Regions from separate parts of the Homo sapiens genome. Here region 2 is linked to region 1. The links are chromatin loops, found by intact Hi-C in ENCODE. Cell type or tissue: heart right ventricle. All regions are shown on one strand. Links, peaks and the distances in the headings refer to the core of each region. The heading gives the core; the rest is flanking DNA. Region 1 overlaps CALCRL-AS1 (CALCRL and TFPI antisense RNA 1). Region 2 overlaps CALCRL-AS1 (CALCRL and TFPI antisense RNA 1).

The links. Peaks named below come from ENCODE experiments on the same cell type or tissue, not always from the same donor. Only the 100,000 strongest peaks of a DNase experiment are listed, where the experiment ranks them.
Region 2: a loop joins it to region 1, with 2.2 times the contacts of the local background. A loop is called at or near these places in 6 of 110 quality-filtered maps.

The regions. Positions count from the first base shown.
Region 1 is chr2:187,295,732-187,304,081 of GRCh38, reverse strand. All of the region lies in intron 2 of CALCRL-AS1 (CALCRL and TFPI antisense RNA 1), which reads right to left. Among named protein-coding and RNA genes, the nearest start is that of CALCRL, 150 kb to the left of the region's middle. In heart right ventricle, for the core only: a CTCF peak has its summit at 4,768 (motif pointing left); no DNase peak of the experiment used is centred there; H3K4me3 peaks cover 687 bases; H3K27ac peaks cover 2,434 bases.
Region 2 is chr2:187,134,098-187,142,447 of GRCh38, reverse strand. All of the region lies in intron 1 of CALCRL-AS1 (CALCRL and TFPI antisense RNA 1), which reads right to left. Among named protein-coding and RNA genes, the nearest start is that of CALCRL-AS1, 140 kb to the right of the region's middle. In heart right ventricle, for the core only: a CTCF peak has its summit at 4,030 (motif pointing left); a DNase peak (open chromatin) is centred at 4,007; H3K27ac peaks cover 3,445 bases.

The DNA.
Region 1 (8,350 bases), core at 316-8,315:
CTGGCAAATCTTTTCTTAGGTTAATGAATATTCATCACCATTTGCAAAGATAAGAAAACCCTCAGTTCTTTTAATGCATAAGAGAGTTTGTCTCATCCCTAATGACTGCTTCTTGCTTTTGAACACTGAGTTACACTGGTAGAGAATTAATAAAAGAAAACTTCCCTACAAAGTATAGACAGAAAAAATGATTGAGTATCAGCCGTTGCAATTATAAAAACCATTTAATAATTTATTTTTTAAAAATTTTACAGTTGTAAATAATATTCTGCTGTTCTAGAATTTTGTTGTCACTTACAAGTACAGTGTATTGCATTAACATTAATAGGTATTCATCTTAAAATCACTTGAATGAATTCTGAAGTAGACTAAAAAATGCTCCCTTTGGACTTCAGCAGAAGAAACTAGTAGAAGACCATACCCTTAATTATTGAAATTAAGGTGTGCTTCATTGTCAATATCACCAGAATTTAATGGCAATTAATGTTCTTATTTGCTCTTCTGAGTAGAGTCACCAAGTTAATTATAATTACAAGTGTAAAACAAGAAGCTTTTAAAAAACTCTTACTATGTGGATATTGTGTCTAACATCAGTAAGGTTTTGGCTAATGGTATTTTTGAATTAAAAAAAGATAGATTAAAAAACCCACTGCTGTAAAATAAAATTAAGTATAATCTAATTTAAGGCAAACAAGAATAACAAGAGAAAACAAATATTTATAATTAATTTCTCATTTGATTGCTTTGTCTTTTGTGCCATAAGGTGTTTTATATTACAAAGACAAAATCATTCCCCACTGGGATGTTGGTTCACCTAAAATATACTAAATGTAGTATATATTAAAAGAGAAAATTATAAAATTTTAAGTGTTTACTTAAAAATATGACCAGGTTATTACAATTAAAATAAATTACATAAAGAAGAAAAATGCATTTAATTATAAATACAAAAGATTGATACTTAACCATTGTATATAATAATTAACTTATTCTTTTATGTTCCTAATATCTGAAGCCATTAAACAATTCTTCAGCATATCGTGCTCAATTATATAGTAATTATTTAGAAATGTTATGAGGCTGTTAACCGTTACACACACATACACACACACACACACACACAAACACACACACACACACAAAGATCTTTAGACTTTCCTGAACAGTACAACAACAAACTATTTTTGTTCAGACACTTTATACTGGGGGAAGCTATTTTTAGAGTGAATCACATCCTGGTCTTCAAAAACAATGGGATAAAACTGGATACTAAATACAAGGGCAATATTTCTACTCTGAAAAGGAAATGTGTGTGTGTGTGTGTGTGTGTGCGCACACATGCTCGCAAGTGCAATATCTTTCCAAAAATCTGTCAATGATTGACTGAATCCACTATATATTTTATAATCTGTTTTATCACCTGTGTACTATGCTTTCACATGATTCAGTTATTTGTTTTTATTGCTTCTTCTGAGTTCTTTCATAAATAATGTAATTCTACCTATTAGTGGTTTCGTTTGTTTTGAAAGTATAATTCTTATTACCAAATTAAGAATTATTACTGTGTACAAATAATACACACCAACAGTGTGTTTACTACTGTGATCCCATTTCTCCTAAGTAACACTGAAATTTCTTTTAAAATGTTAGAGAAGTGTGCCCTTTACAAAAGGAAAATAGAATTTCTGTAAATCAAGTGGTCTGAGACAGCTTGCAAACAGATGGGAAGTTCCTGCTGCTTTTGAACTTTTGCCATGCAAAGTTAGTACACACAGAAAAGCACTCTTCGATGTTCACTTCTTTGTGTTTTCTTCTAAATGGCAATGGTGTTGTCCAGATGTATATTCTAAATGAATTTGCTTTTTTAAAAAATACAAAGAAGTCTTGCCAAATCATAGCTTTAAAAATAACACAGATTGCAGTGAATAGCTGTTTCTAAGGTCAACGTGACATTCGTAATTTTTACTCACTTTATCCTCCTAACAGAAAAAAAAATTAAATTACTATATAAGTTGTTAATGGAAAGAAACATATGATTTTCTTTCTTCAGGTTAGTTTTCCCTGTTTATTTAGAATTGTGTTGCAATGTTAAAGATATACTTCTGAAATTAATAGAAAATACAATTTATTATGTCATGGTCTGTGGAAAACTTACGACACAAGTATAAAATACTTTCGCTCCAGTTCGAAACATTTCTTCAAATGTTTAGATACTGGAAGCGGAAATAGTAAACAGTACATTTTCAGAGTTTATGTTAGCCTTAATTTGTCAACAAAATTGCAGAAATATTATACTTGAACATTTTATACTTTAGCATACATTCATAAATGTATTGTTATTAAAATGGAAAGTCCTTTTAGGAACAAAGGGCAAATTTTGATTATGCCATTTAAAAATCTAAATTATATGGCTGCTTTCCATATAATCACTGAAAGCATTACAGACTTGGTTAAAACAGAAAATATTAGAAAAAAATTTGGGGGTACACTATAATAATTACTTTTTATTAATCTCAGAACTTTATGTTATATCAGCTAAAACCAAAATCAAGCAAAATATTCTTCAAGAGAAGAATGAATCCATAACAATTTATGATATGCTTTTTTTTTTCTTTTCTTTTTTTATTATACTTTTAAGTTTTAGGGTACATGTGCACAACGTGCAGGTTTGTTACATATGTATACATGTGCCATGTTGGTGTGCTGCACCCATTAACTCGTCATTTACATTGGGTATATCTCCTAATGCTATCCCTCCCCCATCCCTCCACCCCACAACAGGCCCCGGGTTCTGATGTTCCCCTTCCTGTGTCCAAGTGTTCTCATTGTTAAATTCCCACCTATGACTGAGAACATGCGGTGTTTGGTTTTTTGTCCTTGTGATAGTTTGCTGAGAATGATGGTTTCCAGCTTCATCCATGTCCTATGATATGCTTTTAAAATATAGATATGAAATTAAGCAATGGCTTCAGAAGGTTTATTTTTGGTACTTCAGTGGTTAAAATAATATTTCTCCACAAAGCCTTTCAACCATGATATTGGTATATGGGCTCTGTTATTAAATCAGTTAAAATGAGTAAGAGATTGCATAAAGCTTGCCTTCAGTAAGTAGTTCTCCTAACTTTTAATTTTAAAAGCAATATTAATTTTCTATCTTTGAACCAATATTAATATTAATTTTATATCTTTGAGCAATATTAATTTTCTGTCTGAAGCAATATGTTTTAGACATGCTACTTCACTGAGCACAAAATACACTGATTAAAATTTAAGAAAGAGAAATGTAAACAAGTGTGATAATAATTAGAAAGCACTGAGTGTGACTCAAATAATTCAGAGAGTAATCCAATAATTAAAATAACCTACAAAGTAAATATTTACATTTTGTGAGTGCCAAGGGAAAAACGTGTTTATTAGTAAAAAAGAAACCAAAAGGTTTTAATCTGGTAGGAGCAATTTTCTCTTTTGTCATTAGGGCTTCGAAAATAATAGAGGGCAAGGGAGAAGATGGATAGGTAAGCACTTGTAATGTGTATTTTAATTGTGGCTTTCTGATTATGCCCTTGTGCAAATATTATTAAAACAGCAGAAATGTTTAAAGTCCTGAGCATTGGCAGTTTTTTGACAGGCTTATGGGAACGATAGAGCTTCTTAGGACTTACTTCCTCTAATAATAAGGCCCCAATTCAAAGAATCCCTCTGTCATTGCAATACAAAAATACTTGTGTTAATTTTGGCTGTAATGATCACTTTAGTTACAAGTAGACAGTGAACTATAATTTGGTTGCAAAATGTTATGCTCTATGACAGTGCAAAAAACATATTCATCTATACTGAGGTAAGTACTAATAACATACTCATTCAACAAAAATGCTGGAGAGCCAAAACACTATTCTACATTTACCTTTGGAAACAACCTCACTACAAGACGGGGAGAAAAGATATATCAACCAAAAGTTTAATACAATGTTTTAAATTATACAAAGGAAATATATATAAAATGCTGTAAGTGCATCAAATAGGAAGAAGGCAGTAAGACTACAAATAGCAATGTTATTAGTAGATCATTCTCAACTTTAAATGCCATACTAATAACTTTGGGCAATGAAGAAATATCAAAAGGTTTGTTTTCCAACGGGACAAATCTCTTTTAGCCATGTGAGTTCTCACACTGATACAAGCATGACAAGTCATCTTTAGTCAGGAGGAATGCTATCCAAGACTTCAGAATTAATCCCCACAATCCCATCCAAAAGCTATCATGTATCCAGACTCTCAACCTGTCCCCTAATTCTGGCTTCCTGCTGCTCTCCTTTTGCTGTGATACTTGGACCCTGCTCTTGGCCTTTGTTCTTTAGACTGAAACCTTAAAGACTCTCCCTCTGCTCAACCTGACACTCCTCATGCTCACCTAGACTGGGTTATCTAAGAGTAGTCTTGGCTCTGGTCTCTCCTAGTAGTTCCTTCTTTGAGTATTGTTTCCCACACACAGTATCTAGTTATCCATGCCATGGAGAATTGTTTCAAAGATTAAAATGTGATAATGAGAGTGAAAACAATACTGCTTTTATATTCTTATAAAATTTTATATATTATATTGGCTACTGCCCTTGGTACAAAGACAGTGGATTAGTTTCTTGGTTCTCCTACACTTCTCTATTGCTAAATGTTGCACTCACTCTCCAGGGGTCTTTAGTCATACTCTTCATCTCACATCAGGGCACTTGGTCAAGTTCAGATTTTTGGCCTGGGCTGCACTTTGCTGCCCTCTTCTGATACACAATCATTATGCTTTTGATTTGACAAACTAACCAATTTTCAGATCTCTGTGGATTTAACCCTTTTCAGGTTTCTACTATCTATCACCATTTTTAATATTCCTGCCTATAGCAATTATTGCTCTTTCTATAATATTTAAGCAGGCTGAAGATGAATACTTACAGGATAAATTACTGTAACTGCCTACATTTAAATTAATGGCAGCAATAAAACTTGTCCTGTGTCCATGATTATCTCAACTATGCCAAATTATCAGAAATGATCAATAACTAAAGGAGGATTCAAGTTAAAAGCATAGCTATACACTAATTACCATAAACACATATTTTTCTTATTTGTTTGCAATAAAACCTTCTGATATACCTATTTATTCATTCATCTGCTCAACAGATATTTATGTTTGTTTTGTATCTGCTTCTATCCTGTAGAATGGATACTTTATTTATTCATTCACTCAACAAAAATTTATGTTTGCTATATTTCCGCTACTAACCTGGAGAGGCACTGACTCAAATAACTTACAGTCTAGTGGAACAAATATTTGCATTTCCAAAAGTGGTACTGGGGGTCTGTGAACACATTTTAGAGGAAGACTAACTGTGCCTGCAAAAGTCAGAAGAAAAAGCCTTTCTGCATACTTATAGTATATTATCAAGAAAGAATGGAAGATATAAAAACAGACAAAGGAGGGAAAATCATTCTGGGTGGAAACAATGGCAGATTCAAAGATATGAGGGCATGACATGGAAAGAAATTATTATTTAATGACTATTACATAGAAAAAAATTCTGAGAAGGACAAGTAATAAGGCTGGAAAGAAAGACATGAGTCAGATCACAAAGGTACTTAAATTCTTGGTAAAAGATCTTAGATTTAAACCTGTAGTCAATTAAACAATAGGCAGCCATTAAAAGAGTTTTAGTACAAGAGTAGCGTGGTTGAAATTGCATTTTGGAATTAAATACCTACTTCTTGACTTATGTACTGAAGTAGAGGATGACATGACAGTGGCAATTAGACTAGGGTTGCCAAAAGCAAAATAATTAGGACACATTTGGAAAATATCTTGAGTTTTAAGTAGAACAATGTAGAAAGCCATAACAAGATGAGAAACCAGAAGCAAATACTGTATTTTGACTACAGTGCAATAATGAACAGGAGATTTGGAGCTGTTAAAAAAAAAGCCATGTTCAGACATATCCATGTAGTTTTCTAAATTTCAAAGACACCAAGAACATTTCAGACATTTTTCAAGTCAGAAGATGTTCCTAAAGCTTATCTTATATGACAGTCAGCTGTTCAAATTCTTCACATTCCCCTTTGCCTACTAAAATTCAGGCTTTCAGTATTTAGACTTCCCTAAGATCTGTTCTCATTTACTCTGTTACTATTTCTTTAAATATTTTATGTCAGCCAAAGTGGATTTCATTTCCCCCTAAAATCACTGTTTTTTTGTCCTACTCCTCTTCCAACCCCATTAATTTAATTTCTATCAATGTTTATGAACTATTTTAATTTTACTGCTTTCTTTAATCTTTTAGTTATGCCTGCATATGCTCTATCCTTTCTTGGTGTTGTCATACTAGCTTGATTATTCTCTATAAGATTCTTAACATGTTTAAGCTGTATCTATAGTTCTTTTTGTGCATTTCTGAGCCCTCTATCCTGATACTAAAATGTACTTGAAAATATGCTTCATATGAGTTACTTGTTTTTTAACTACTTGAATTTTCTGGCACAAGTCTGTGTCCAGAAGAATTCTCAAAAAACAATAACAAAGTGATAGATAAAAAGAAAAAAGTTGTGGAAGGAGGCAAATTACTGTCTAGTTTTAAATAATTCTGAACAATAAATCAATATGATGAGGTTAACGGAGAAAATAAATCTCTGTTAGCTGGAAAGTTTCATTGTTTTGACTCATAAAACCTTATTAGTCAATGATTTTCTCGTATGTAAAATCTCATGTATTATATAATTCTGGCCAAGTAGAGTAAATGAAATTCAAGGTGAGTTATGTAAGATTACCTTGGAAGCAGAAGCATCAAATCATAAGTGTCATATGAGGAAACCATGTATAACAGATTCCATGAGAGCTCAATTTAAAAATATGTTTTTGCTATGATGAAATGCTATAGCGCCATCTTTGATGAATGAACACAGAAGCACATTCTCATACAAGAACAAGAAAGCCCTAGAGGGCCATCAAGTCAAGCTGATGTACCATTCAGGCACTGTTTTTCTTATTCCCATGATATCTATCTCCTGCATTCTTGATCAGCCCCAGTAACAGAAGCTCATTTTGCTGAGACATATCTCTGGGCAGTCTAGCTGAAGCTATTTCTTCCTCTCTCTCTCTCTATGCTATTAGTTAAGAGTATTTTGGTATTTTATTGCTCTTTTTTTCCAGACAGCGTTATTCAGTTTCTCATCAGTAACTCGTGTACACCAAAACCATCCCCATCTTTCAGCTTGATGAGAATTGACTGTATTCATCCAAGGGATATTTACAAACAAATGCTTGACAGTTTTAAGCCACTAAAATTTTATACCTACACTTGTGTTTGAACTTTAATTACTTTGTAACTGTGGGACATATTTTAACAGATGAAAGATGAACAGATCTTCTGATAATTAATTTAAGGCTATTTATTTATCAGATCTCTTATCTGAAACACCAAGTGATAAAAGGCTGAACTTTTGCGTCAGTAGAAGATAGGATTGCACAATTTTTTAAATAAAAGGTGATCACATTGATATGGTTTGACTCTGTGTCCCTACCCAAATCTCATCTTGAATTGTACTCCCATAATTCCCACATGTTGTGAGAGGAACTTGGTGGGAGATCATTGAATCATGGGGGCAGTTTCCCCCATATTGTTCTCATGGTAGTGAATAAGTGTCACGAGATCTGATGGTTTGATAAAGGGAAGTCTGTTTCCCTTGGCTCTCTTTCTCTTGCCGCCACCATGTAAGATGTGCCTTTCACCTTCCATCATGATTGTGAGGCCTCCCCAGCCACGTGGAACTGTAAGTCCAATAAACTTTTCTTTTGTAATTTGCACAGTTTTGGGTATGTCTTTATTAGCAGCGTGAAAACGAACTAACATACACGTTTTGCAAAAATTTAAATCCTCACTAATAAATCTGCAAAATAAGCATGAAATTTCAAATTAAGTATATAAAACAATATTATACATTAATTATAGATTCATATAAAATTATAACAGACATAGGAGCGATAAAAACCAAGCTCTCAAACCGAGGCGGGCGGATCACGAGGTCAGGAGATCGAGACCATCCTGGCTAACACGGTGAAACACCGTCTCTACTAAAAATACAAAAAAATTAGCAGGGCATAGTGGCGGGTGCCTGCGGTCCCAGCTACTCGGGAGGCTGAGGCAGGAGAATGGTGTGAACCCGGGAGGCGGAGCTTGCAGTGAGCCCAGATCGCGCCACTGCACTCCAGCCTGGGCGACTGAGCGAGACTCCGTCTCAAAAGAAAAAAAAAAAAAAACCATCTCTGGGGAGAGACATAAATGAGGAAACTTTAAACTGCATCTCTTATGTTTTA
Region 2 (8,350 bases), core at 326-8,325, 160 kb after region 1:
GTTTAAAAGATAAATTCATAAAGCAATAATTATAAATCTGTGTTTATGGATATATACATATATATATATATATAATGGCCATTAATTAAATCCCCTCCATGCCTCAGCCATTTTATATATATATATATATATCCATCAATACAGATTACATAACTATTTTCTTATTTTTAGATATTTATGTTTTATATAAAGACCCATTTATTCTTCAGGGTTCTACTTTTATGATTATTATTAAATAACTATTAAATGTTCTCTAATGAATCACATGAAATGTTGTTTCCTATAGCCTAATAACATGGGGGGGGACAAAAGTAGACAAACAAAAATTTTAAGGTAAATGAAGTGAAAATAAAAGGTTGATAGTGGTAAAATTTAAAAGAAAAGGCAAGTGAGATCTCAGTTTTACACACACACACACACACACACACACACACACACAAATGTTTATAACAATATAAAAATGGTGAAAGTAAATCTAGTAAGATAAATGCCACAAGTTGAGGGCTTTAAGAAAAAGATATATAGACTAAAGTAGTTAAGAGCGAGCATCCCAAAGTCTAAGGTACTTATGTACTGAATCCTGGCTACGTCACTTCCAGTGAGTGAAATTAGGCAACTTATTTTATTTCTAAATAAAATGTGTTACATTATGTAAGAAGTTCTCCTTCTGGAGAAAATTTGAGAATTTGATGCCTTTACCTTTGTAAATCTATGCCTTTGTAAATCTATACCTTTATTTTCTCAGAAGTAATGCTTAAACCTGTGCATTTAACAATTGGATTAAACTTCAGATGCTTAAATATCTGCCCTAGTAGAACATTCAATTTTTTTCTCTATGCTTAAGACATTCAAAATGCATATAGTACAAAACAAAATTTCTGAACTAAGTCTTAAAATGAAATGTATCAAAATAATGTCATTTTCCCTTCAGAATATATAACATTGTATACATTGGAAAAGAGTCTAGATTCAATATTATGTGAAGTGAATTCATTTAAAATTGCCTGAAAACATTGTTCAGTAACTCTCAGGAAATAAAATGCTTTGAGCACAGGGTAAAGATCATTTGTATGTTTATAAAGTTAATGTTTCTTAGATTATTTTATTTTGCTGATCAAATACATTTTATTGAAAAATAAAATTAAATCTGCTACAGTGTTTTTGGATGGCATAGAAAATAAAATTGAAAACGTGATATTCTTTATGTCCATGATTGTGGCTAGATTTGGATTCTAACTCATGACTTAGAGCATACATGTAGTGTTTAAAATAACCATAAAAATTTGAATAGAAGATCTATATCAGTGAAATTCAGTAAGAAAGAGTTCACAGTGTGTACTTGGGCTTTCTATGCAGAACAAAGTCAAATTATGTCTAAACTCATTAAGACATAAACCTTTGTAGAACCAATGACTTCATTACTCTGATCCTCTGTTCAAGAACTAATTATAATCAATATCTAATATCTATTTAGAGACCTCTAAGATTGTGTGAGATGCTAACAATTCCAACAAGAAATGAACATCCTTAGAACTTGTGAATTATTTCTTGTGACCCTGCAACTATTGACCTTTTCTACAATTGACAATTTTTTTTTTTTTTTTTAAGAATCAAATCCAGGTTAGGTTCTGTGCTGGAAACTTTAAGTATGTACTCTCATTTAATCCTCACAAAAATTCTAAGAATAAATACTGTTAATCCCATGTGATCGATAAGGATAAGCAACTTTGCTGGCCAGTTGCAGAGTTATACTCTTTCCTAAAGTTGTGGTCTTTACATTGAACTGCAGATTAATTTTGGAAGTGAGAAGGTTTTACATCATTAGTCACATTTTTATTAGAAAAATCTATTGTCAATTTCTAGGCAATTCCAAATGCTCAACAATAGCTTCGGTAAGCTCCAAGAGATCTACTATTTAAAATGGCATTTTTGTTTTTTAAAAAGTTTGAATCGATAAACAAATATTTACAGATATATTTAGCTTGAAAAAAGTACTGGCATTGAACATTCTATAATACATCTGTATTACCTCTTAAGAATTATGATTTTTGTAAGAGTTAATAAGCATTATAAAAAATTAGATATTAATAACCCAAGGATAAAAGAATATTTTATAAAAATGTCATACATATATACATATTCTCACCCTTTTCACCAGATCATTAAATTATTAAATAACCATAAATGAGTCAAATATCCATTCTTTGCCATTACCCCATCCCAGATCAATAATCCTGATTCATGATAAAATTTGAGATCCACTGTTTTAAAATAAAAATTAAACCTGGGAAGTAATAGTCACTTTAAAGCATAGCCTTTACAAATGGAGAGTAATCTGTATTAAGAGACTATCAGGTGAGTAAACTAAAAAACCTTTGGTTAAAGTGTGGATTCCTTTTGTCTCCCTAACTTCTCTGGAACTATTATAAATATCATCATTATCTTAATAGCATGTTTAATCTATGTTTAAATTCTCTCTCCAGTTGTTCAACTCCTTCTAGTAGGTTGAATAATAGCCACTCAAGTATATCAAATCCTAATTTCTGCAACCTGTAAATGTTACTTTATTTAGAAAAAGGGTCTTTGCACAGTAATTAAATAAGGATCTTTGGGTGGGGAGATTATCCAGGTGAGCCTTAAATGCAATCACATGTGTGGCCACAAGCCAAAGACTGCTGGCAGCCACCAGAAGCTGGAAGAGACAAGAAATGAACTCTCCCCTAGAGCCTCCCAAGAGAGAATAGCCCTGCCATAACCTTGATCTCAGACTTCTGGCATCAAAAACTGTGAGAAAATAAATTTCTGTTGTTTTAAGCCACTCAGTTGGTGATAATTTGTTACACCAGCCACAGGAAATGAATACACTCCCCTATGAGGGAAGGAACTTTTTATCATTTTCATCTTGTAGCCTCACTGCCTGAAACAATTGTTGGTTTAAACAGCAGTTCTAAATCTTGATTGCAATTCAGAATAATCCCAATTTTTAAAAAGTTACTAACGCCCAGATGAAATCTCCCCACTACAGAAATTCTGACTTAATGGCTCTGAAATAAGACTTGGGCATTGGTATTATTTTTAAATCTTCAATTATTTAGTGTGTAATCAAAGTTGAGAACCACAGGCATCAAGAGGGACTGAATGAAACGGGAGTTAGTAAGGTCTAGTAGCTAAGAGCACTGACTGGAATCAGACTGCCAGGAGCCCAGTCCAGCTCCACCATGAACTAGCTGTGTGAGCTGGACCACGTTGCATACTTCTCAGTTTCTCCATCTTTTAAAATATGAGATGATCAAATTATCTTTATTATAGGGTTATTTTGAGGCTTAAATGGGATAATTCAGATGTTTACAAATATAGTGTCTCCCCCATTGTAAACGTTCTATAAATGTTAGATCTCAATGTTGGGAAAAAAATTTAATTTCACATTTCTTTAATCAATCATTTTAAACTTAGGTTAGTTAGAAAGACTAAGGATTTTAATCAAAAAAAGTCTTTAAAGTTTATATAAACAATTCTTATTAATAAATTTTGTTTCAGTTATTTAAATTTGCTGAGCCTCTGAAGTTGTTAGACAAAAGTTCATAACCAGTAATCCAGAGACTTTGACAAGCAAATTCTTTAAAATCTTACAATTGGATCCCTTCTATTGACTTATGCAACATGTTCTCTTTTAATGTAATTGCATTAGAATTCTCTTGTTTAAGTTAAAATTCGTAATGCTTTGGATAGTAGAGTATGGAGCAACATTTTGTATATAGTAGAGAAATGGCAATCTTTCCAAAGAAGTTTTTTCCTTTTTTTTTTTTTTTTTTTTTTTTTTGCTTTCCCAAATCCCCATCTGTTTTGCTGATGTGCCAATATCTGGGGTCTGTTTTTCATAATATCATTTTGTTTGTGAGGTTGTCTGTTCCTGAGAGTTCAGAAGCTGGCTGACAATAAAAAAAGTGACCCTGATGAGGCCAGAAAATATCTTGAAAAATAAAGCTAAAGCCAAGAAAGACACTGCACCCTGCTGGCCAGTGGCACAGAGAGCCTCAGCAGAAGAGGAAGGACAGCAGCTTTGGACATTCCTCTAGAGTCCCTCCTTGGTGGCTGGAGACACTTCCAAAAGTAGCGACTGAATATGAGAATTGCATCAAAACTGCTCATGTCCCCTCCTGCACCCATGAGTGGTTTAAACAAAACAACTCTTTGTGGAAAAAACTGTTTAATTTCACAAAGAGAGATAAGAGAAATGGCAAATAACATATACTTAAAAAAAAAAATCTCTGAAACATCAAAAAAAGGCAACTAGGAAGAGGGACAGAAAAACAGAGTTTAAATACTTTTTAAAACTATTTAATAGTTTTGTGTCCATATTTAACTAAAAGAAGACAGTTTGAGAACTGCCTAGAGATGTTTACGTTTTCCTCTCCGATAATTTTGCACAACTGATAATTTTATCTAATATACTCAACACTAGGAGAATGAGTAAGTCAGAAAGGACGATTTTCTTCCCTTCTATCTTTAAAAGGGGCAAAAAATTCTTAAAGAATTTTCTAGGCAATTTATCTTTGCTGCAATTTTACGTGCAATTTTCTAGTGTTGTATGTGGGTGAACATTATTAGTCTATGTTGTAGATGCTATGAACATAAGCATACAATCTTTTAAGTTTTACCTACATGTGAAAATTGCCCATGAAAAGAAGTTATTATAACCACAGTAAGAATATTTATTCTTTAGAATTCCCACTTGCTATAACAATAACATAAAACCTTTAATCTTATATCATTTTCTATTTTTATTCTGGGAGAAAGCATGGATGCTATGAATTTACACTGGCATTATATCAAGGGTTATCCTTGATTTAAAGATTATTTTCATTCTGATGGAAAATAAGAAGTCTTTTTTTCTTGGATAATATGATAGTGTGGTGTCCTTATGGGAGGTGATGGATAGAGGTTTGAAAAATGCCTACAAAGCAGCCTATGAAAATTCCTATGATAGAAGATAACTGGGAAGAATTCATGGACTACTGTTTTTTTAAACCTCAATTTTATCAACAAATACTGCAGAAAAAACAGGTGAGTCCAGAGTGCCCAGGAAATGTGCAAACACTCTTTTTAACAGTCCAGCTCAGACTCCATATTGCAGGCTATCAGCTGGACAGCCATTGAGCTGGGCTTTCATTTGTCAAGAGGAAAAAGAAAGAATGTGATCCCACCGTAGCTCTGTTTAATTACTTTCAAATAAAGTAACTTAGAATGCTACAAATATGTAAGAAAGGTGGGGTGGAGTGAAAAAATGTCAAGAGTATTATAAACCTAACTTTGGAAATACCAAATTTCCTAGTTAGTTCTATGTCTATGCAAATTAAAGCATGCATTCAGGAATCAGCTGTACGTTTCTAAAACTTTTTGTAAAATTCCATTTCAGTGGAGATATCATGATGTGCTATATCCCTTTCCCCTCCCTCTGGCTTTAATTCAGGTGATAGACCGGAAAAGGAGAGTTCCAGAATCCCGCCTTTTCCCAGCTAGGCATAGCTTTTTCAGCTTGAGGTATAACAATTGTAGGAAATGGTGAATGATGGAAACATTTTCCTAGAAGGGGAGTTTGAAACCTAGGACAGCCACTCCTATTTGAACTATAACTACTTACAGAGGCATGAATCGGAGGAAGCTTGCCACATGGAGAAAGCCTGAACAGACCAACTTGACAGAAGACTAGATTGTCCCTTCCTGAAAGTGATGGACTAACACACTCCCAGGATGCACCTTCCTCTGACATTTCCTGAGCTTAGCCTCATTATTTAGCTACTCCTAGGTTTCAGTGGAAAGGATTACAACCTACATTTTTTTAAAGAATACATTTAAAAAGCAGCTGCTAATAATACTCTCAAGCAATAAACCATATATGTATACTATTTCCCTCATATGTTAGCATTTCTTACAAGAGGCAAGTTGCAAAGGAAACACCTTAAAGATGGCTTGGCATTTTTAAGCACTCAAAGGAAATTCAACTGCTGAGAGGCTGGAAGAAAACTCATATTACCTGTAGTTTGAAAACAAATCATTCCCATTCCTCATACATAAAATTTACAGTCGGTATTCAGATGAGAGTAAATTATTCAGTAGCTGTCAGGATTTTCATTTCTCAAAAACATAAAATAAATTGCCTTGGTTGTTGTCTTTTAGCTCTTTTTCTTACAGTTATAAAAACAATTATATAGGAGAAGCAATTTGTATTCAAGATGATTTAAAAATGATATTGTTATTATACTAGGCAAGGATGTTATTTACAGGATGGAGGTCAGCAGAGTTTTACTTGCATTTTGCTTTAAATACCATTGAAATAAATATACTATTCTACAGTTAAGAAATAAATTAATATGTACATTTTGTAGGGTGTTTTAGGATTCATTAATTTTTCCCCAAGGACACGTGTTTAGGAATGGGGCAAGTGTATGAAAACGAAGTCAAGGAGAAAGGCCATTTATCACAGAGGCCTCAAGATTAATAATTAACAAACCATAAAGAGGTAGCAGATTAAATGCAAGTAAGGAACTTTAATTAAACAATAATCATGAGGATACAAGGCATTTCCTGAGGATTCATCTTTGATTAGAAGTTGTTGAAAGCATTTGGCCTTTAATTCTAGCCAGCCCTTAATCCCCAGGAAGTTTCCTGTGTCTTTACTTTATTGCTATTTTAAGATATATTAAAAGTTTTCACAGAGAAAATGGTAGATGATCTGCCTTATTTTAAAACATAATGTAGCTCAAAGATATTTAGAACTCTTTAGCCATTTCTCAGCATTTCATACAATTCTGGGTAGTATATTATATATAGTATTACTACATACACTATTCACAATAGCAAAGAATTGGAACCAACCCAAATGCCCATCAATGATAGACTGGATAAAGAAAATGTGGCACATATACACCATGGAATACTATGCAGCCATAAAAATGGATGAGTTCATGTCCTTTGCAGGGACATGGATGATGCTGGAAACCAGGAAACTATCTCAAGCAAACTACTACAAGGACAGAAAACCAAACACCACATGTTCTCACTCATAAGTGGGAGTTGAACAATGACAGCACATGGACACAGGGAGGAGAACATCACACACCAGGCCTGTCGAGCAGTGGGGGGCTAGAGGAGGGATAGCATTAGGAGAAATACCTAATATAGGTGACGGGTTAATGGGTGCAGCAAACCACCATGGCACATGTATACCTATGTAACAAAACTGTATGTTCTGAACAGGTATCCCAGAACTTATAGTTTAAAAAAATAAAACACATAAGTAGCAAAACCTGAGGACTAGAATGTATTTACTTATTTATGCATCACTTTGTTCTCAAAAGGATGTGATTCAAAAGTATAATCTAAAATCAAAGCATGTATAACTCATTCAATTATAACATGAAATTATCTTCATTTTCTAATAATGTTTACCAGCAATGCTCTGTCAAACCACTTTTCTGGTGAACAGAAGACTTCTAAAAAGATTTGACAGTTTGATTTTCTAACTTTTGTAAAAGGCTTATGCCAATTAATTTGACTTTGTCCTCTTCATTTTAAAGCTTCAGTTTCATGATCAATTCAAAAGGAAAAGGGCATCTCACATTTTAGCTGTTGGTGAAGTGGAAGTCTCTGCTCTGTTGGTCATCACTGCTAACCTATTGCTTGCCTACAGAGCAAGAGTGACCAGTTTGACCTCAACAGGCATCATTAATGAACAACTCAATTCCCAGTGGCTTCCTTAAGTTTTGGTGGTCCCTGACAAGATGAGGTCACATCTTGCAACTGATACCCAGATTGTAACACCATATAAATTCCTCTTATGTCCAAACTTCTTTTGTGGTGTTCAATATGTAGTACTGTAAATAGGCATAATTTATCTTCTGTATATCTAGGGAACCAGGAATTTAAGGGAGGGGACAGATCTTGACTCACTCTATCAAAATGCACTGTTATATCTTCAAAGGTCTCTCCTCCTAATCTGATATCATGAGTCAGGTCAACAATCTTGGTGGATAAGCAGTCATTCAACTGGAAAGGAGATGTCAGTCTTCTCTTCTTCCACAGTTTAGAAGTTATTTTCTTGGGATTTTTCAGTTGAGAGCTAAGGAATGCCTCCTATTCACAAACATGAATATCCTCCAAAAGGATGCCTTTATCTCCCTTAAATTTGTGATATCAATGCTGCCAATGCAGTGTAGTATCATCCAAAGGCATGATGAGTCTCATGCCTGGAAGTGGCCCTTCTTCAAACTCAATTTCAGGGAAACTGAAAACATTGCTTTCAATAGTTTCCCTGGAGACTGGGATTAAATCTTTCCTTGAGCACTTACAC